Linked DNA regions of Homo sapiens: region 2 is linked to region 1. Evidence: read pairs that join two places in POLR2A ChIA-PET (ENCODE). Cell type or tissue: GM12878. All regions are shown on one strand. Links, peaks and the distances in the headings refer to the core of each region. The heading gives the core; the rest is flanking DNA.

What was found. ChIA-PET counts read pairs that join two places held together with the same protein. Peaks named below come from ENCODE experiments on the same cell type or tissue, not always from the same donor. Only the 100,000 strongest peaks of a DNase experiment are listed, where the experiment ranks them.
Region 2: POLR2A ChIA-PET joins it to region 1 with 9 read pairs; 3 of 35 experiments call an interaction of 5 or more read pairs at or near these places.

What each region holds. Positions count from the first base shown.
Region 1 is chr10:102,650,557-102,655,556 of GRCh38, forward strand. It overlaps TRIM8 (tripartite motif containing 8), which reads left to right. Exons shown (of 6, transcript NM_030912.3): 2 at 4,097-4,192; 3 at 4,524-4,757. LOC105378460 (a long non-coding RNA gene) reads right to left here and starts at 4,575. Exons shown (of 3, transcript XR_007062272.1): 1 at 4,491-4,575; 2 at 982-1,571; 3 at 1-573. RefSeq lists an enhancer at 2,558-2,607. In GM12878, for the core only: no CTCF peak of the experiment used is centred there; a DNase peak (open chromatin) is centred at 2,085; H3K4me3 peaks cover 2,670 bases; H3K27ac peaks cover 3,593 bases.
Region 2 is chr10:102,276,413-102,293,508 of GRCh38, forward strand. The region is part of intron 3 of GBF1 (golgi brefeldin A resistant guanine nucleotide exchange factor 1); the gene reads left to right. Among named protein-coding and RNA genes, the nearest start is that of GBF1, 39 kb to the left of the region's middle. RefSeq lists a silencer at 15,020-15,314. In GM12878, for the core only: no CTCF peak of the experiment used is centred there; no DNase peak of the experiment used is centred there; H3K27ac peaks cover 863 bases.

The DNA of each region.
Region 1 (5,000 bases), core at 1-5,000:
CAGGCCACGTTCCACTCTGCTCTGCTCCTGCATGCTCCAGTGTACGCAGTCCAGGCCATGCACTGCTGTGGGGGGATGGGGCGGTGGCATGTGTAAGGTGCCTCCAGCCCACCTGCCTGCGCAGAGAGTACTTGCTCTGAACTGAGCTGGGAAATCTGGTCGGATCTCAGCTATGGGTTTTTCCCAGGTGGGAAGTGGGGCCTTGGCTCTTAGCCATTCCCTGGGGAGGCAGGTGGGGGTTGGGATGGAAAGGAGGCTGCTGGTGGTGGGGGGTCTGGGCCTTGCTTCCTCTGCTCCCTGTTTTCCAGCATTTTCCAGTGTCTTGGCAACCTGATTTGCTCATTCGGTGAACTGGGGTGGGGTCGTGAAGGGGACGGCAGGCAGGTATTTCCCATCTTCCTTCCAGTTTCCCAGGCTTGAAGCGGCAGCAGCTCCCACTGTTCTCCCAGGCGCTGTCTGTAGCAGGAGTTGGCCCTGAGGGAGAGCAGGCCAGACCAGTGCAGCCCCCCGGACTCCTCCCTGGCTGGCACCCCCTGGCCAGCCTCCTTCCTCTTCCTGCTCTCACTCCAACCCCTGCAGCAGAGACAGGAGCCCAGTGGCCTCAGCAGCAGGAGGGGGAAATGAAACCCTCCCACCTGCTAGGGACTGTGTGGCCTGGGCTGGTGTCCCACCCAGATTGCCTGGGACAGACAGAAGCTTGGGAAGACCCTGCCGGCTCCCAGGGTAGAAGTGCTGTCAGGGGAGGCTGAGGAAAGCCCGGAAGAAGAGGGAAGGGGCTGAGCCCCACCCCCCCAGGACTGGACAGGAAGGCCCTCCCTCTGCTGTGCCCTGAGGGGTCACTCCCTGGGCATCAGCAAGGGATGGGGCAAAGGGGCACCCACCAGCCTGCGGGGTGGGTGTGGACAGCTCAGTTCCTGTCCCCAAGGAAGCTGCGCTGGGACCTTGGAGCTGCCTCTTTCCTACCCCTCCCCTGGGACTCACCTGAATCCTCCCTGAACCAGCTCCTGGTGGGTTTGGTCGTGGAGAAGCAGCCATGCAGTAAGCCTGTGGTGTGAGATGTGTGGGGCCAGCAGGGCCTTTCAGATGTCCTGGGCACTGGATGGAGGGATCAGCCTGGACTCTGAAGAGCACCTGGGGGGCCCTGTCCTCCTGAGGGTGGGCTTGGGGCAACCAGCAGGCAAGAATTTGAGGGCCAATTGTTCCAGGGGAGGTCAGTGGGCCTGATGTTCCCAGAGTGTCCTGGCCACCTCGCCATCGTGCCAGGCCTCTTGCCATTGTCTGGGGCCTCCAGGAGGTCCAGCCTTCCCTGTGAGGGGGTTGGGTCAAGTGCCTTTGCACCTCTGGCTGTGCCCGCCAGCATACCTGAGGCGGGCTCGGGGCTCAGGTGGCAAGGTATTCCCATGTGCGTGCGCAGCTTTGTGCCAGGTGCCCCTGCGCCTGCCCACTCATGCTGTGTGTGCTGTCGGGCTCTGACCCTTGGGCTGGCAGCAGATTCCTGTGCCTCTTGGTGCTTCTGGGGGCAGGGCAAGGTCTCCCAGGCCTGATTCTTTTAGAGGTCCTGTCCTGGGTCACTGAAAGGTTAAGTTGTGTGTGGGCCCCCTGCACCCAGCTTATAAGGTGAAAGCCTCACCCCCACACTTCCTCCTGCTCCCAGGGTTCTGGTTTTTTCCACAGTAGCCTCCAACACAAAATAGGGTCAGGCTGAAGTCTGTGGTGGGCCTTGGTTTGCCCCTACGTAAAATGGGCTGGCGGGGTGAGGAAGGGATTGATGGCAGCTTGTCTTCGGGGAGCCAGCTGGGAGTGGCTGGGATGGGAGTCATGGGGTTGAACTGGAGGGTTACTTTGAGGCCCCCACAGAGGAAGAAAGAGAACCACTCCTTGCAGCATGACAGTTACTGTGAATGTCTGTGGTTACACAGAGCTGCTTTGCAAATTTTAGTTTGTGTATGGAACCCATGGGCTTATTGAGTGAATTTGTTATGCATCTCAGGCCGCCCAGGCCTTTGTGTGGCCTGCCTCTGAAGGAAGGTGGAGAAAGACAGCAGCAAATCCCCATTCTTAAGAGGCCCTGTGTCTTGTAGGGAGATGAGACCATGGTTTGTGAGGCAATTAGAAGACTCCAGAATAGTGCTGTCTAATAGAACTTCTGCATGATGGTAACATTTTATAACTTTAGTATCTGAGACTAGTGATACGTAGGTACTGGGCACTTGAAATGAGGTTGGTGCATGAGGAACCGATACTTAACTTTTTTTTTTTTTTTTGAGACAGACTTTCGCTCTTGTTGCCCAGGCTGGAGTGCAATGGCGCGATCTTGGCTCGCTACAGCCTTCGTCTCCCGGGTTCAAGTGATTCTCCTGCCTCAGCCTCCTGAGTAGTTGCGATTACAGGCATGCACCACCTTGCCCAGCTAATTTTGTATTTTTAGGAGAGATGGGGTTTCTCCATGTTAGGCTGGTCTCGAACTCCCGACCTCAGGTGATCCGCCTGCCTCGGCCTCCCAAAGTGCTGGGATTACAGGCATGAGCCACAGCACCTGACCTTATTTTTTATTTTTTGTTAACTTGGATTTAAATAGCCACATATGACTAGTGGCTACCATATTGGACAGCACAACCTGAGAGGGAGGGCAGAATGGGACAGCCCCACCCCGTAGCCAGGACAGGGAGGGACCTGCACAGGCTCAGAGCAGGGGTCATGGAAAGTTTCCTAGAGGAGTGGGGACTTCAGTTGGGCCTTGAAGAATAGACAGGGGAGGGAGGAGGCACTGTGGGCTGCAGAAGAATGTACCTAGAGCTACAGGGAGTTTCCATGTGTGGAGGGCTGGGGACAGGATACCAGCCCAGCTGGCTGGAAGAGTCAGGGTGTAAAAGAGCCTTCATTGCCATGCTAAAGTAGTTGATAGGACGGAGTCACGGAGAGTTTTTGAGCAGGGGAGAGAGCCTGTCTAAAGAGGCATATCTGGTGAGAGGAGGGCAGGAGAGATGGAGTGACTGGCAGGAAAGGGGTTGTGGGGACAGGAGATTATGAGCTGAGAAGAGCACTTTGGTCCAGCACCTTCCAGCAGCCTGGCCTCAGGTCTTAGGAGACCTCAAATCTCCTTTCTGCCTGGGTCCCACTGAGGGGGCTGAGGGAGCTAGCCAGGACTCCAGAGTCCTAGCTCTCAGTCTTAAGAACAAGGGAGGGGGTGACTGGCCTGATGCCCCCTAATGTAAGGCGAGGGTAAAGTGAGATCTTTGGACTGGGACAGAGGTTCACGTGGCTATGGAAGGGAATTTGACCCCCTGCATCTTAGGGTACTCATCTCTTAGAGGATGCTCCCCAGGGAGAGGCAGCACAGCCTGGGTAAGAACGGACCCTGCTGCCAGATCACCTGTGTTTGTGCCCAAGCTCTGCTATTTACAAGCTGTGTGACTGTGGACAAATTACTTAACCTCTCTAGGCCTCAGTTTCCTCTTCTGTGAAATGAGAATAATGATAGTACTTATCTCATGACATTACTGGGATGATTAGATAAATCTGTACAGGAAAAGTGTTTAGAACAGAGGTTGGTGTAGCCCTGCCCTCAGAAAGCTCAGGGTTTAAATATGCATGGGGGCTGGGCATGGTGGCTCACGCCCATAATCCCCGCACTTTGGGAGGCCGAGGCGGGCAGATCATTTGAGGTCAGTAGTTTGAGACCAGCCTGGCCAACATGGTGAAACCCCGTCTCTACTAAAACTACAAAAAAATTAGCTGGGCGTTGTGGCGCACGCCTGTAATCCCAGCTACTCGGGAGGCTAAGACAGGAGAATCACTTGAACCGGGGAGGCGGAGGTTACAGTGAGCCGAGATCGCACCACTGCACTCCAGCCTGGGCAACAGAGTGAGAATCCATCTAAAAAAATAATAAGATAAATAAATATGCATGGGAAGCTATTCTGGGGAGAGCTGGGAATAGGCCCCTGGGATTGGAGGGGGCCAAAGGGGCTGGGTAGCAGAGGCTTGGTGCCATCGGGTCAAAGGATCCATAGGATGCATGTGTTGTGTAGAGGGAAGCATGGGTCAGGGTTGGAGCCACAGTCCCTCTGATACTCCCACCCAAATGTCCCTGCAGAAGATGCTCATGAAGCAGCAGGACCGGCTGGAGGAGCGAGAGCAGGACATTGAGGACCAGCTGTACAAACTCGAGTCAGACAAGCGCCTGGTGGAGGTAGCTAAGCCCAAGGCCATGCTGCGGGGTGGGGGTGGCTTGAGCGCAGGGCTTTGGGTGAGTTCCTTACTAAGGATTGATTGTGTAGCCCTATGCCAGAACCACTCCATCAGTCATTCAATCAACTGCCCGTGGATGCCCACTGGTGCCAGGGGATGCTGGCCCAGAGCCCTGTGCTACCAGTGGGGAACTGGCAGGTCAGACCTTGCCCTTGGGAGCCTGGGGCAGCCTGGTGACTTAGGGTTCTAGGATGTGAGAAGGGTAAGAGGGGGGGAAACCAAAGGTTTCCAGTGCTTACCTGCCTGCCCACTCCTGCCCTCTGTACTCGCAGGAGAAAGTGAACCAACTGAAGGAGGAAGTTCGGCTGCAGTACGAGAAGCTGCACCAGCTGCTGGACGAGGACCTGCGGCAGACAGTGGAGGTCCTAGACAAGGCCCAGGCCAAGTTCTGCAGCGAGAACGCAGCGCAGGCGCTGCACCTCGGGGAGCGCATGCAGGAGGCCAAGAAGCTGCTGGGCTCCCTGCAGCTGCTCTTTGATAAGACGGAGGATGTCAGCTTCATGAAGGTGGGCTGGGCTCAGGACCAGGCTGGTGGCACCCAGAGGGCCATTTCCAAATTGAGATCTGCAGTTTCCTGCACCTGTAGCTCACATGCCCTTACCTTTGGAGCCAGCATGCATGGGTTCAAATCCACCTGCCTGCTCTTTCTAGCACTGTGACCTTGGGCAAGTCATAGGTACATCCCGGGCCTTGTTCCCTCACCTACGAAGTGGTGTTGATGATACAGGTCTACTATTCTTTATCCACAA
Region 2 (17,096 bases), core at 7,543-12,542, 370 kb before region 1:
CTACTCAGGAGTCTGAGGCAGGAGAATCGCTTGAACCTGGGAGGTGGAGGTTGCAGTGAGCTGAGATTGCACCACTGCACTCCAGCCTGGGCGACAGAGCTAGACTCTGCCTCAAAAAAAAAAAAAAAAAAAATGTTTCTGTTGCCAAGGTTCTATAAGGAAGAAAATGAGTAGTGCTTGCCTTTGGTAGAACTGCTTTTTATTTAGAGAATGGGAGATGGTGCCAGGGTCCTAAGTAATCCTGGGTAGGCCGTAGGCTCAATAGTCAACAAAATGGGTTGTGTGCATGTAGTAAAGGAAGGTAGAGAATGGGAAATATTTGGGTTGGTAATAGTCTAACAAAAGCTCCAAAGGGAAGCAAAAAGTTGGCTACTAGAGGTTGTTTTACTGCTATTTAGAATGTGAATTCATCCCTATTTCCTTTTTACCTAATTGGTATCAGGACATTGAATCAAATGAACAGATGGTGAATTTTCTTGAATTTTTATTTTGAAATAATTTCAAATTTAAAGGTGCAAGAATAATAGGTCTCCCATATGTCCTTTTGCTACTTACACACACACACACACACACACACACATGCACACACGTATGTATGTATGTATGTATATATAGACATAAAATTATTTTTTGGCTGGGCACAGTGGTTCACATATATAATTCCAGCACTTTGGAAGGCCAAGATGAGAGGATCACTTGAGCTCAGGAATTTGAGATTATCCTGGGCAACATAGGTAGACTCCATCTCTACAAAAAATTAAAAAGCCAGGTGTAGTGGCATGTGCCTGCTGTTCCAGCTACTTGGGAGGCTGAGGTAAGAGGATCACTTAAATCTGGGAGGTGAAGGCTGAAGTGAGCTGTGATCATGCCACTGCATTCCACCATGGGTGACAGAGTTAGACCCTGTCTCAAAAAAAGAAAAGTACATAAATAAATAAATTTTTCTAAATCATTTGAGAGTAGGTTATATACATTGTGACTTTTTTTTTTTTTTTTTCAGACAGTCTCGCTCTGTCACCCAGGCTGGAGTGCAATAGCGTGATCTCGGCTCGCCTCCCGGGTTCAACCGATTCTCCCTGCCTCAGCCTCCTGAGTAGCTAGGATTACAGGCGCCCGCCACCACGCCCAGCTAATTTTTGTATTTTTAGTAGAGACAGGGTTTCGCCATGATGGCCAGGCTGGTCTCGAACTCATGACCACAGGTGATCCGCCCACCTCGGCCTCCCAAAGTGCTAGGATTACAGGCGTGAGCCACCGCACCCAGCCTATCATGATCTTTTATCCCTTAATACTTCAGTGCATATTTCCTAAGAACAAGGATATTCTCTTACTAATTTAAGTATAGTTATCAAATTCAAGAAATTTAGCATTGATACAATAATTTACTATTCATATTCCAATTTTGTCAATAAACTTTTATTATTTGTTTTTTTTTTCCCCTTCAGCCAAGGATCACAAATTACATTAGTTGTCATGTTTCTTTAGTCTCCTTTAATCTGGGACCGTTCTTTAGCTTCTCTTTATGCTTCATGACATTAGCATTAAAAACATTTTTTTAAAATTTTTTCAGCCAGTGGTTTATGCCTGTAATTCTAGCGTTTTGGGAGGCCAAGGCAGGAGGGTTGCTTGAGGCCAGGAGTTTGAGACCAGCTTTGGCAACATAGTGAGAACTCATTGCTTCAAAAAATAAAAAAAATTAGCTGGGCATGGTGGCGTGTGCCTGTAGACCCAGCTACACAGGAGGCTGAGGTGGGAGGACTGCTTGAGCCCAGGATTTGGAGGCTGCGGTGAGCTATGATCATGCCACTGCACTCCAGCCTGGGTGATTAAGAAAACAAACAAAAAAACATTAAACAAAAACACTTTTTTTTTTTTTTAGAGTTATGGAGTTATCTGTAACTCCATAACTGTTTACAGAGTCTGGTGGTGGGATCGTAGCTTACTGCAGCCTAGAACTCCCAGCCTCAACTGGTCCTCCTGCCTTGGTCTTCCAAAGTGATGGAATTACAGGCATGAGCCACCACAGCCAGCTGACATTGACATTTTTTATAACTACAGACCAGTTCATGTCTGTGTTCTTTCTTTTTAAAAAATTGATCCATAATAATTATACTTATGTATTGGTTACATGTGATATTTTGATACATGAGTACAATGTGTAATGATTGTATTTAGGATATCTATCACCTCAAACATTTGTCGTTTCTTTGTGTTGGGAGCATTTCAAATCTTCTCTTATAGCTATTTGGAAATATACAGCAAATTATTGTTAACTATAGTCTCCCTAATTTATTTATTTCTTTCAAGAATATTTCTCATTTTGGGTTTGTCTGATGTTTTCTTATGGTTAGATTCAGGTGGTGTGTGTCTATCGTGAATCTGTAATATATACCACTACTGATATAGGGTCCTTCTCAGGGTATCACAACTGCAGGTGCTGTTCATTGGTGATACTAATTTTGATCATCTGGTCAAGTGTTAATCTGATTTATTTACTGTGTAGATGTTATTTCCCCTTGCAACTAATAAGCAATCTGTAGGGAAACATTTGAAGATCATACTCCTCTTTAAACTTTCCCTCTAATACCTAACATACATTGATAATTCTTGCCTGAACCAATTTCTGGTTGCAGTTATGGTGAAATTTGAGTGGTTGCTTAAAATACTTGTTCTTAGGTGGACACAAACTGTCTTTCTAGCTTGCTTCTGTTTGTTTCTCTTCCTATAAGAAACACAATTGCATACCCTAAAGATCTATATTTTTTTATGTCTAAATCTAATAACTAAAAAGAGTTTGAAAATTGGAAAAAGGTTTGGCTCAATGAGGCTTGACTTGGAACTTGGTAATTTCCTAGAATGGCCACATCACCCAGTGGAATTTGTTCTCCACTCAACCAACAGCATAAGTGCTTTTTCTCTAAGCCAGACTGACAACAGCCATGTGAAGTGGATTCTTTTTTTAAAATTTACTCCCTCTTTTAATAAGTGGGATTTGCTATGAATTCATCATTATATTTCAGCTTTTGTTCTCAAATCTATTTTAATAGCTTGATTCATCTTATTAAGCACTTCCACTTAAGCTTTAACAAAATCCATAAAGTTTGGAAATGCCCATTGTCCAGGAGCTTTAAGAGAGAAAAGGTTAGGAGAAACGTTTTCCTATTCTCCTTTTCTATCATTTTTTTCTTTCCTTCCCTCTTATTTTTCTGTATTTTTTCCTTGTGCCTTTCCTTTCATTCCTTTGAAGCATGATTAGGATGCATGACTGAGCCTCCAAAAGCAGAGAGAAAAAGAAGTATTGCTTCTTGAGACTCAGGTTTTTTATTGTTATTACTACGGAGAATAGGCTAATGATATGATAATTATGACCATTACTAATGAATGCCTTATCAGCTATCAGTTGTTTCTTCGAGGGAACCTTGCCCTCAAAAAAAGTGGCTTACGCCTGTAATGACCAGCACTTTGGGAGGGCGACGCAAGAGGATTGCTTGAGCTCAGGAGTTTGAAACCAGCCTGAGTAACTAGTGAGACCTCATCTCTACTAAATTTTTTTTTGTTTTAATTAGCCAGGCATGGTGGCACACACCAGTAGTCCCAGCTACTTGAGAGGCTAAGACAGGAGGATCTCTTGAACCCCAGAAATCAAGGCTGCAGTGAGTAATAATGGCACCACTGCACTCTAGCCTGGGTGACAGAGGAGTCCCTGTCTTAAAAAAAAAGAGAGAGAGAGAGAGAGAGAGAAATAAGTAGAGACAAAAGAAAACAACTAGAGAGTCAGAAAGAGGAAAGGGGCAGAAGCAAAGAACTTGGGGATGGGGAGGCAAGGGTAGGAGAGAAGGACAGAGAATACAGAACTCCTAAAATAGGAAAATGGGAGTCAGCTCTAACATTTACCTTTACCCAGTCCAGTGTGTGGGTTTTCCCCTTTCAGTAGAATGTTCTATGAGATAGGATGAGATGGGGTGAATGAAATTGTCCCATCCTTGACTCCTTGGATCTGTTTACATGGAACTGAAGGTTTTACCCTGTAATGTGACTTGATAGCCTGATCCTAGTGGGTTGGGTAGGAAGAGGCTATTAAGTGATGTTTTTTGGCTTGCTAGCATTAACAGAGTTATTTTTAACCTCCCATTTCAATCTCTTCGTTGTTCAGGTTCCTCTGCTGGCTACCATGAGAGCAGTCAAAATTAGCAACTATATAAAATGAAGTACCTCTTGTCTCCCCAGTCACTTCCAAAATAAACAGGGAGTAATACTGTCCATATTTTGTCTCACTTTACTCTGAAGGCTAGCAATAGAGGAAGCATGGATTAGTGTGTAGTGATTTCCAGGCTCTGCCCTCTGGACAGATTCCCCTCTGAGTGCTCCAGTTGAGTGACAGGACCATGTGGCAGGAGTGCAGCTGGAAGTATATCATCGGCAGATTTGGGTTGGGTAAATATAGCAGGAGCAGGATGTCAGTGTGGGAGATGGATTGTTCTGGGAAAGGAAGTGTTGTCTTTCGTCTGAGAAACAATTTCCTGCACTTCTGGGACTTTTGCTTTCTTCTTTTTCTTTTTTTTCCCAGGGCAGAGCAGGAGTTGGCAGGGGATGGGTACACTTGCTGAATTCTATCTCTGGATGTCTGCATGTTTCTACATTTGAAGTTGGGAGTAGAGATCAGATCTGTTTCAGCCAGTTAGGAAATGGACCTAATAAATTATCGTACCCATGCCTTAAGTTTCACTTTTTGAAGTTTTAAATTAAAGCACCTATCTGCTTAAAGCCTCTTTTTAAAAAGTTACTGTTCTTTTAGTGAAATAGACGGGTTGAGAGGCAAAAATAATTACGTAAAGAAAATCAACTCTATTGCAAGTCAGACATGAGGCACCAGCTGGCAGGAAACAGCTGGGATATTTCTGGGGGCTAGACTCTTCCACACCAGCACTTAACTCTTCAAGTGATCTCTGTTATCTGAGCTACTTAAGATAGCTACCTACCTTACCAACAATCTGCATAAAATACTAAATCTACTAAATTATGTGATATTTTACAATTGACTAGAACTTTATAATTTATAAAGTGGTTTTTCATTATAGCCTTTCAATTTTAGAATCTATAAAGCACATAAATTATAATCTATAAATTATATTTTTATAAATTATCTATAAATTATATTTATATAAATTGTTATATTATAACTTAGACTCATACATAATCTATAATAGATTATTTCTATAAACATATTTATAGAAGAGTTGTAAAGAAGTTCTCATCTATCCAATGCCCAGTTTCCCCTGTTATTAACATCTTACATTAATATGACACATTTGTCACAATTAATGAACAAATATTGATTCATCATTAATTAAAGTCCATACTTTATTCAGATTTCATTAGGTTTTTACTTAATGGCCTTTTTCTGTTCAAGGATTCCATCTAGGATACCACATTACATTTAGTCATCACATCTTGTTAGGTTCCACTTGGCTGTAACAGTTTGCCTGTATTCTTTTTCTTTTCTTTTTTCTTTCTTTTCTTTTTTTTTTTTTTGAGACAGAGTCTCGCTCTGTCGCCCAGGCTGGAGTGCAGTGGCGCGATCTTGGCTCACTGCAAGCTCCGCCTCCCAGGTTCCTGCCATTCTCCTGCCTCAGCCTCCTGAGTAGCTGGGACTACAGGCGCCCACCACCACACCCGGCTAATTTTTTTTTTTTTTGTATTTTTTAGTAGAGATGGGGTTTCACCGTGTTAGCCAGGATGGTCTCAATCTCCTGATCTTGTGATCCACCCGCCTCGGCCTCTCAAAGTGCTGGGATTACAGGTGTGAGCCACCGCGCCCGGCCGCCTGTATTCTTTTCAAGTTTCACAAAAACTCACAAGATAGACTGTGCCTTTATTAATATTCCCCTTTTACAGATAAAACTCAGGTTCCAGAAAAATTAAGTAACATTTTCAAGGTTATACAGTAAAAGCTTCTTTTAAAGTGTGATTATGATTTGGAAAAAGGCGATGAGGTTATTTATTTGCTTTTCACGTGAATAAGGGCAGACTTACAGCTAACCTTCAGGTGGGCCATTTACTGAAGAGGAACAAGAGACAGAGGTGAGTCTAGCTTGTTCCTGGACTCTTCTGTCTTGCTGGAGACAAATTAACATTATTATTTTAATCACAATTATTTTGGGAAAACCCCTTTCTCTTTGATTCTGCTATGTCTACCAAAGGAACTGATGGCAGAAAATCCTGAGTTAGCCTTGTTCCCTGGCAACAGACTTCAGGCTGCTTACTGGTCCCTGTTGTTGGATACCAGGTTCAGTAGGAAAGTCTGCTGAGAGTATAGCATGAACACTAACCCAACTAGCCTATTTCCAGCACGTGTGGTGTTAACTATCTGGGAATAGGAACATGAGTTTTTAAATTCCAGTCTCTAATTGGGTAGGCTGAAGTTCTGGCTTGGAGTAAGGAGATTCACAGAACTGCAGTGCTAAGAGATAGTAGAAAAATTTAAAAATTCAATAAGACATGGCACTTAACTGACTCTGAATGCTCTGTCCGGAGGGATGAGTAAAGGGGAGAGGTGAGAGGAGGTAAAGTAGCGGGTTACTAATGATCCTAGATACTATTAAAAGATTATCACAAGGAGGTGGAAACTATTGAGGTACAAACCATCAGATCTTAAGGTAAGGAGTCACTCATCTTGCCCAGAGAAGTAGTAGTGAAGATAGTACCTGGATCCTAAAAGGTAACTTTTAAAGTACTTCAACCTAAGATGACAGAGGGTAGGCAGTTTATTGATACCCTTAACAACCACTTGTTAGTAGAGCCATTTTAATTAATGGGAAAGGGGATCATTCTCCGTTTATGCTTTTATTATATGTAGCTATGAGCATAGAAGCTGTGTTTGGACCCTCTGGTGACTATTGCCCTCTTCTAGTTGTGTCCAGGCACAGGTAAATTCTTGAGGCCAGGAAGGGCCTGGCTTTATCTCCAAAAGGAAGCTGTGGAAATAGCAATGAGCAAAACAATGAGAAAGAGCTTTAGAAAATTTGCAAATATTGTGTATCTTCATGGCATGATGAAGTGGGATTAGGACAGGGGAGAAAGTATAAACCACCAATTATAGGAGTCTTTAAGGGCTTGGGTGACTGAGGCCTTCTGCTAGGAGGCTGGGAGGTTGTTGATGACAGCAAAGATGTAACAGGTATTGAATACTAGAGGATAGACCTCATACTCTGAAAATGCTTTTGCCTCAACAATTTGAAAGAGAAATATGAAAGACAAAGTGACAATATGAAGAATGACTATTCAAAGTGCTTCTACCAGTAAGTCTTGTCTGTTGGCAAGTTTTAACCTGTAGGTAGGGGAAAAACGTGGGAGGATCTCTTATTCAGAATGCAAAACAGGAGACAGTGAAGTACCTGTGTTTCCAAAGAACTCCGAATTGAGCTGTGGTGGAAGAGGAGGAAATTTCTTACTGTGGTCTTGTATAATGTGAAATCTTTGTGAAGTCTCAATAGATGTTAAGTCTCCAAGGAGGGGAGACTTTTTAGCTGCTAAAGAAGCTTAGGTTCAGTGAGCCTCCAGTGGGAATACAGACATAGACGTCCACTGACATTTCTGCAACCAGTTTTGGTGAGTGGAAAGCAACTAGGTAAGTTTCACTTTTTGCAAGAATCCCAAGTGACCCTTTGCACTATGGACTGAGGTACCTGCTTGTCTCTACAAAAACTATAGAGGAGACACGACAGGCTTTAACTGGAAATTGTTCATGGTTTCTTAGAAGGGAAGCTCATATCCTGTTAAAGCACTTTAGAAAAATAAAGTCAAATTAGAGATAAGAGGATCTTTACTTGTATTTTCAAGAGCTTTTTTAAAAAACTGAAGTGAAATGCATATAACATAAAATTAACCATTTTAAAGTGAAACAATATAGTGGCATTTAGTACATTCACAATGTACCCTATCTAATTCCAAAACATTTTCATCGCCCCAAAAGGAAATCCTGTACCCATTAAGCAGTTGCTCCACACTTTCCCTTCCCCTCCAGCCCCTGGTAGCCATCCATCTGCATTCTGTCTCTGTAAATTTACCTATTCTGGATATTTCATATAAATGGAATCATATAATATGTGTCCTTTTATGTCTGGCTTCTTTCTCTTAGCATAATGTTTTTGAGGGTCATCCATGCTGTAACATGAATCAGCACTTCAATTCTTTTTAGGATTGAATAATATTCCATTGTGTGTGTATACCACAATTTGTTCATCCATTCATTCGTTGATGGACATTTGGACCATTTCTTCCTTTTGGCAATTATGAATAGTGCTGCTAGGGACATGTGTATACATGTATTTGAGTATCTGTTTTCAATTCCTTTGGATATATACCTAGGACTGGAATTGCTGGGTTGTATGGTAATTCTATGTTTAACTTTTTGAGTAACTGCCAAACAGTTTTCTATAGCAGCTGAACCATACTACATTCCCACCAAGAATGCATGAGGGTTCCAGTTTTTCCGCATCCTTACCAACACTTGTTATTTGTGTTTGTTTTGTTTTATATAGCTTCAAAAGCTTTTGAGACTGGATAGGACTTTGATGATAAAGCTCCTTTCAGGTCTTATGGATCTTCTGACATGCTTCTCTCCTGAAATAACTGGATGGCTCTTCTGGGCCAAATAAGGTATTGAGATTTTAGCTTTTATACTAAAGGATTACTTTCTTCCAAAATTTCCAATAAACAGCGAACACAGATTTTACAGATTTTACAGGTTGCCTAGACAGGGTCGAATTCTGACTTGCCAAAAGAAGAGTGTCAGTTACACTTTGGGTCTTGAAAGTAGATGATGGTATTTCTGGTTTCATTTGCCATCAGAATCCTGGACCAGGCAATAGGCTAGGTCTTGCTGACTATACAGGTAGCTCAGTTTGCTTACACATTACCAGCTTATCTTCCTGCTCACAGAATAACCTTCTGGGGAGGGAGTTAACTCTAATTCCTGATAAATGACTGGCTCTTTTTAAGGTGCTATATAAACTGAATTTGGATGTTACTTCGCCACTACTTACAATGATACTATGTACAGATATTAAAACTCTAATGTTCCCATCTCCTTACTGTGTGGCTGGGTGGTTTCTTATTTTGATGTCTTCTACATCAAACTGTTGAGTTCCTAAGTGTTCTCTTCTTACCCCTCTCTTTTTTAGTCTCTCAGTTTCTACTTCTTGCATCTATATATTTTGTGATTTGTCTAATAGTCACTGTGATTAATGTTTTAGTTTGTTTTTCTTTTGTGAAAATTATTTTCTTCTTGTGAAAGGTGAAAATTAGTTTCTTCTTGTGAAAGGAGAAAACTGGTACAGAAATCTAGGACGCTGGAACTTCTAGCTCTCTCCGTTTTTTCTAGAATTGTAGCTTTCCTTCTTTTTTTTTCTTTGACTGTTTTCTCCAGTTTATATGTTGAGTGGTAGGTTTTTCTAACTTTTAGAAAAAAATTATTTTGCTATTTAATGTGTTTGCTGTATCTCCTTGAAATATTATAAATCAGAATACATTTTAGTGTTTATTGCTGCCATTGGTTGCTTTAAAAAAAAAGGTTGAACCTGTTTTCAAAGTAAACAAAATTGTAGCCTCTACTTACCTTCCTCCTTTCCCCACCACAATACACAGTGTTGTTGGGTTTGCAAATTCATCCTAACCATTTGATCAAAGTCAGGCTTTGAACAAGGCTTTATAGTGAGGTGTGGTGAATGACAGGTATGTCTGGATTTGGCCTTGAGAGATTTGGGGATGTAAAAGCATAAGGGTTTTTTTTTTTTTTTTTTTTTTTCTGTCTTTCTTTCTCTTCTCCTAATGTACTGTGGTCTATAATAGGTTGAGTTGTAACATTCATTAAACCACTCCTCGCATTCCCTGTTTTCAAAGCTTATCAGGATGACTTTGATTTAGTTATTTGGAACCAAAAAGGCAGTTTGTGGAGCCTGGTCTGGAGCTGTGTAGCAGTAATATATCAGAGATCAGACTTAGGTCCCAGTGGGATTATTCCTCGGGATTTATTTGCCTGGAAGTACACACAGGAGCCAAATGGTATGTATGGAAAGCTTTGCTGGAATGCAAATTGGACACATTTTGTTGGGACCTGTAGGGGATTTTCACTGCTTCATAATTTTTCAAAGGTTTGTTATACATCAGACAGTCACTGCCTCTTCTTTAAATCTTTAAATCCCCCCTCTTTTTCCTGTTGTAAAGGTCAGATTTTTTTTGACAACTGTGTGCAGGAACAAGATTTGCTAAATCCCTTCATTTTTATTCATACAAATATCGGAATTCAGTGAGCATCAGTTATTCCAGCATTTAGAGGTAAGGAAAACTCAGGGAGAATCTTGTGAATCTCAGCTTTGTGCTAGACATATATCTCTGGGGATAAATTTGCTGCCTCAACTTTAACCCCTTGACTGCTCTGATGTGAGACGACACCCTTACAGTGGCTGCCTTGTATGTGAAACCTACCCTTAACTAACCCCCATTTATGGCTGTAGGATATGTAATATAATTACTGGGAGGGGACTGTGTTGGACTCTTCTGATGGGGCCTTTTTGGCTGTGACAAGCCTTAGATTAGTGTTGGAAGAGAAGGACAATTCATTCCCTCCAGTGGAGCCCCTTCTTTAGGCATATTTAGCTTTTAATGGTATCATAGGCAATAACCACTTTTAATTTGCAGATGATTCTTTCTCAACCAGTAGATGAAATAATGATATCAAATGGTACATTTCCCCATCAAACTTGCTTAGTTTGATGTTATGTTATTATGTTATCGATTGCTGGGTAACAAATTACCCCAACAAATTACCTCTCCTACCCATCTATTGCTGGGTAGCAAATTACCCCCCAAAATGTGGCAGCTTAAAATTAAAAAACAAAAAAAATTTCACACAGTTTCTTTTATTTTATTTTCTTTTTTTTTTTTTTTTTTTTTTTTTTTGAGATGAGGTCTCACTGTGTTTCCCAGGCTAGTCTCAAACTCCTGGGCTCAAGTGATCCTCCCACCTTGGCCTCCCAAAGTGCTGGGATTACAGGCATGAGCCACTGCACCTGGTCTATTTCACACAATTTCTAAGGGTCAGGAATCTGGGAGCTGCTTAGCTAGTGGTTCTGGCTTAGGGTCTCTCAAGATGTCAGCCAGGGCAGCAGTCATTTGAAGGGGTGGGCTGGAAGATCCATTTCCAAGTTCATTCATGTGGTTGTTGGCCAGAGGCCTCAGTTCCTCACAATGTGGGCCTCTCAATAGGACTGCTCACAGCATGGAAACTAGATTCTCCATAGGTGAATGATCTGAGAGAGAGCAGAAGCCACACTTTGTTTTCTGACCCAACCTCAGAAGTAAACCTCAGGAGTAACCATCACTCCTGCTATATTATATTAGTCACATAGACCAACCTAAATACATAAAGATGTAATCACTGGGGACATCACTGGGAGTCATCTTGGAGGCTGGCCTTGCAGGAAGTTAAATGGAAATTTTTAGATGTTCACTGGGACTTCAAGATTGATTTTTTTAATTTGAAAAATTTTGTTCTCCCCAGTCAGCCCTGTCTCCCTGTCTTCTCCCAAACCTTTATGTCTCTGAAATTGTCCAATATGTATATGGCAAATATCTCTTTCTCTTCCTTTGCTGTCTCAGCCATAAGCGCTAGTAAAAACTTTCCGTTTTTCTAAAGCAAGCCAGTAAGCATGATCGATCTACCTCCTCTACCCGTTTTGCTGGGACATCCATGGCAGCTGGTCAAAGGAGGCTTCTGCTCATGAGAGCACTTCAACTGGATTCAGATAATCCTTTGTGGTTTCTCCACCTATTTACTACTGATCCTCTAAAATTTGGTGCAAATGAACTAGACTGACTAGAGTTACAGTGTTACCATGTTTTTTTCAGACTGAGATATATAATGATATAATGATATGAGCTCTTTTTGGATTCTATCCAGGATCTCCAAAATGGAGATAAAGACCTAATGCTCGGGAGTGATTTAAAAACGAAATTACGGCCGGGCGCGGTGGCTCACGCCTGTAATCCCAGCACTTTGGGAGGCCGAGGCGGGCGGATCATGAGGTCAGGAGATCGAGACCATCCTGGCTAACAAGGTGAAACCCCGTCTCTACTAAAAATACAAAAAATTAGCCGGGCGCGGTGGCGGGCGCCTGTAGTCCCAGCTACTCGAGAGGCTGAGGCAGGAGAATGGCGTGAACCCGGGAAGCGGAGCTTGCAGTGAGCCGAGATTGCGCCACTGCAGTCCGCAGTCCGGCCTGGGCGACAGAGCGAGACTCCGTCTCAAAGGAAAAAAAAAAAAACAAAAAAAAAAAACGAAATTACTTGTCACTAGATAGATTCATCTGGTCCTTTGTATACCAGTCAGATAAGAGCCTTAGGAGTTGGCCGCATGTGGTGGCTCACGCCTGTAATTGCAGCATTTTGGAACGCTGAGGCGGGCGGATTACTTGTGGCCAGGAGTTTGAGACCAGCCTGGCTAACACAGTGAAACCCCATCTCAACTGAAAATACAAAAAAATTATCTGGGTGTGGTGGCACACGTTTGTAATCCCAGCTACTTGGAAGGCTGAGGCATGAGAATCACTTGAACCCAGGAAGCAGAGGTTACAGTGAGCCAAGATCATGCCACTGCACTCCAGTCTGGGTGACAGAGCAAAGACTCTGTCTCAGAAAAAAAAAAAAAAAAGCCTTAGGAGTTATTTACTATTCTTCACCTTTCTAGGACAAGCAAGTCGATAGCCACAGTGATGAGGACTGCACAGGCAGACCCTAAAGCTAACCAGGGACACTGTCTTGCCTCTGTGTTTGGTAATCATTCCAGCTATGCAGTTTCATTGATGTCTTTCCCTCCTTGGTACATACCTTACTCTATACCTGATAATAGAAATCCTTGTGAGAATATACTTATTCAGCTCTTGGTGACAGGAGGTGGGTGGAAGTGTGGGGCAGAGAACAGGGGTGAGGTTGTTACAATGGAGAATCAGTTTACTTTTTCAAAAATTCTGGAAGCCAGACATGGTGGCATGCGCCTGTAATCCCAGCTACTTGGGAGGCTAAGGCAAGAGGATCATTTGAGCCCAGGTGTTTGAGACTAGCCTGAGCAACATAGTGAGACCCTATCTCAAAACAAACAAAAATTCCAGAGCATCTTTGGCTTCCTAGGAAATAGCCTAAGGCTGTAAATAAACCCTGGCCTCATATTCCTGTTGTCATTTACTGGCGTAGTAGACAATTCATAACTGGGAAAATCCTTTGGGTGTTTTTTTGATGTAGGTTTTATAGAATCAGAGAGGTTCCAAAATTGTGTTTAACTGATTCTATAGAAGACTATAAAAGTAACAAAGCAGGCAAACAAGAACAAAAACCTTTGTGCCATAAAATCACTATTTAGGCCAGGTGTGGTGGCTCATGCCTGTAATTCCAGCACTTTGAGAGAGGCCTAGGCGGGAGGATTGCTTGAGCACAGGAGCTCAAGACCAGCCTGGGCAACATAGTGGGACCCCGTCTGTACAAAAAAAAATTTTAATTAGCTGGGCGTGGTGGCAAGTGCCTGTAGTCCCAGCTACTCAGGAGGCTGTGACAGGAGGATTGCTTGAGCCCAGGAGGTCAAGACTTCAAGTGAGCCATAATCATGCCACTTTCCAGCCTGGGCAACAGAGTAAGACCCTTTCTCAACAAAAACACAAAAATCACTGTTTACCTTCTCTAACCCTTATCATTATGTAAACATAATTTAATAGTTTAATCAGTATGCCTTATTATTATTTTTTCCTCTTATTCATTTAGTATCATTTTTTAAAGTATATTTTTATAGGCACTATAGAACCTTGCTGAAATTGGCTGAGGATACTCTTCAGTGGGGCCAGAAGTTCTTAGCATTATTTCATACAGAATTTTCCATGCATTTACCTAATATATTTATCATCTTTAATGACATTATAAAAATACATTGAACCAGAATGCCATAGATTAACTATCCTTTTTAAATTTTGATTCATTATATGTAGTAGAACCTTATCTCTGTGTTGATAACAGTTTTTCTTTTTCTTTTTTATATTTTTAATTTTTAATTTAATTTAAATTTTCAGACAGGGTCTCTGTCGCCCAGGCTGGAGTGCAATAGTGTGATCACAGCTCACTGCAGCCTTGACTGCCTGGGCTTAGGTGATCCTCCATCTCAGCCTCCCTGAGTAGCTGGGACTACAGGTGTGTGCCTCCACTCCTGGCTAATTTCTATATATTAATATTTTGTAGAGATGGGTTTTTGCCATGTTTCCCAGGCTAGTCTCAAACTCCTGGGCTAAAGCAATCCACCTGCCTGAGCCTCCCAAAGTGTTGGGATTACAGGCGTGAGCCACCACACCCAGCCTGCTTTTCTTTTAAATTATTTTCTCGAAGTAATAGTCCCATAAGTAGAGTGGGTTTTGTAGCTATGCTGCATCCTATATTGAGTTTTCTAACTTCTCTTTAATTTTGCTAATTTAATTGACAAAGTGATGCTTTTATAATTTGTTTCACATTTCTTTAATTACTAGCATTTTCTCAAGTGTTTTACTGTTTGGGGTTTTTCCTATTGAATTATCTGTTCTTATCTCTTGGCCACTTATTGGACAGAAGTTGGATAGGAACCTTTCGGATTTGTATTACATGTATCAGGTTCTTTCATAGCTGGATAGTGTGTTTTTTATTGCCAAGTCTCTTTTTTTTTCTTTCTATTACTATGAGCTATTCACTGCTTTGTTTGTTTGTTTGTTTGTTTGTTTGTTTTAAATAATACCCAGACTGGTCTGAGACTATGGGCTATTTCAAACCTAAATAGGTAGTGGTATTTTTTTATCCTTACAGAGAAGTGCATCAACTAGTTTATTTGCATTTGAAGTGTAGAAACGAGAGGTCCTGGCTGAACTTTTGGCATGGGAGCAGTGTGTGTGGAGAGCAGGCTGTCCATGATAGGAGGGGAGTTGAGGACAAGGCTGACACCAGGCCTATAAATACCCTAAGGTTTAGCTTTGTACTTTGAAATAGGAATTAGGTCACTTTTATTGTCTTCCCCAGACTTTTTACTGGTTGGCTGTGGAGAAAAGGCATCAGGACTTTTAGAGGAAATGTTACTGTTTCCAGCTCTCAGAAAGGTGGAAAGTGCTGATATTGGTCAGCTCTTACTCTTGTTTTCTCATTTCTGTTAGACTGAGGTGACCAAATGGAAAGCGTGGGAGTGGAGACTTGATATTTGGCTTCCTAAGTAAGAAGTGGAATTCTGAACAGCGAAAGGCCTTGCCTGTATCCCTTTGCCGTGGCACCATGCCTTGGACAGATGGATGGGGAGCTAGTTACCCAGCATCTGTCATTCTCCTTACCATTGACAAAGGTTCTCTTTTACCTTTATCATAGGCTGCTGTGTCCAGTCATTCTAACTGGGCTTTCTGCAGAGGGACCCAAACCCCTAGAACTTTTCTTTTTTTTTTTTTTTTTGAGAGGGAGTCTCGCTGTGTCGCCCAGGCTGGAGTGCAGTGGCACAATCTCAGCTCACTGCAAGCTCCACCTCTCGGGTTCATGCCATTCTCCTGCCCCAGCCTCCTGAGTAGCTGGGACTACAGGCGCCCACCACCACGCCCAGCTAATTTTTTGTATTTTTAGTAGAGACGGGGTTTCACTGTGTTAGCCAGGATGGTCTCGATCTCTTGACCTCGTGATCTGCCCGCCTCGGCCTCCCAAAGTGCTGGGATTACAGGCATGAGCCACCATGCCCGGCCCCTAGAACTTTTTCTAAGGTCCTAGTTTCTAGTATTCTCTTTGGCCTTTCCATTTTCTTCTCTAAAATAAGAAAATTCTGGAATCTCTGGGACAAACAAACAGAAAAGAAAAAAAAATTTAATGATAAAAAAAATAAGAAAATTGGACCAAACGATCTCTCAAGTATGATGTATGTATGTACTTGTTAATTAAAGACAGGGCCTTGCTGTGACGCCCAGGCTGGAGTGAGTTGCACAATCGTGCAATACTTCACTACAGCCTTGAACTCCTGGGTTCAAGCAATTCTGCTTCAGCCTCTCCAATAGCTGGGGCTACAGGTGTGTGCCACCATTCTCGGCTACTTTATTTTTTCATATTTTTAGAGATGGGGTTCTCGCCAGTTCTGCCCAGGCTGGCCTTGAACTCCTGCCTCAAGTTTTCTTCTCACCTTGGTCTCCTAAAGTGCTGGGATTGCAGGCATGAGCCACTATGCCTGGCTCAAATGATCTCTAAAGTCCCTAAAGTCCTAAGATTTTTTGGAGTTTGATGTCTTCCCACACAAGTTTGGAAATACTTTCAGAGGGATTCTATTCCATATGAATGTCATTACAATTTTAATGAAAATTTTGATGTAGCAATATTGTAGAATATATTTTAAAGAGGTAAATATACACAGTCTTCTGTGCATTTTGAGATAGTCTGACTTTATAATTTTCCTTTGTCTTTCTGTTGTCCAGTTGTCAGTTTTCAGATAAATTCTGCTTCAAACTTGTTATGTAAGTTTCTATTGGGCATTTAGTTTCAAATTACTGTTTCCAAAATCTTCGTATTTCTTTAAATTTTCAATCATTCTTAAAAATAGATTAATATTGCATGAATGTCAAGAGAACCTCTTCTATTTTCATTTTAAAATTTTAATCATTAAAATATACTGCAGTGTCTCTATATTAATTTATCTGAAGATGCATCAGTGTACAGTCAGGTGCTGCATAACAACATTTCGGTTAACAATGGACCCCATACATGATAGTGGGCCCATAAGATTATAATGGAGGTAAAAAAATTCCTATCACTTAGTGATGTTGTAGCCATCATAATGTCATAGTATAACGTATCACTCGTGTTTGTGGTGATGCTGTTGTAAACAAACCTGTGCTGCCAGTCATATAAAAGCATAGCACATAAATTATGTACAGTATATAATACTTGATAATAAATGACCATTACTAGTTTATCTATTTCATATATTATATATCATTGTTTTAGAATGTACTCTTTCTACTAATCAAGAAAAAGAGTTAACTATAAAATAGCTTTAGACAGGTCTTTCAGGAGGTATT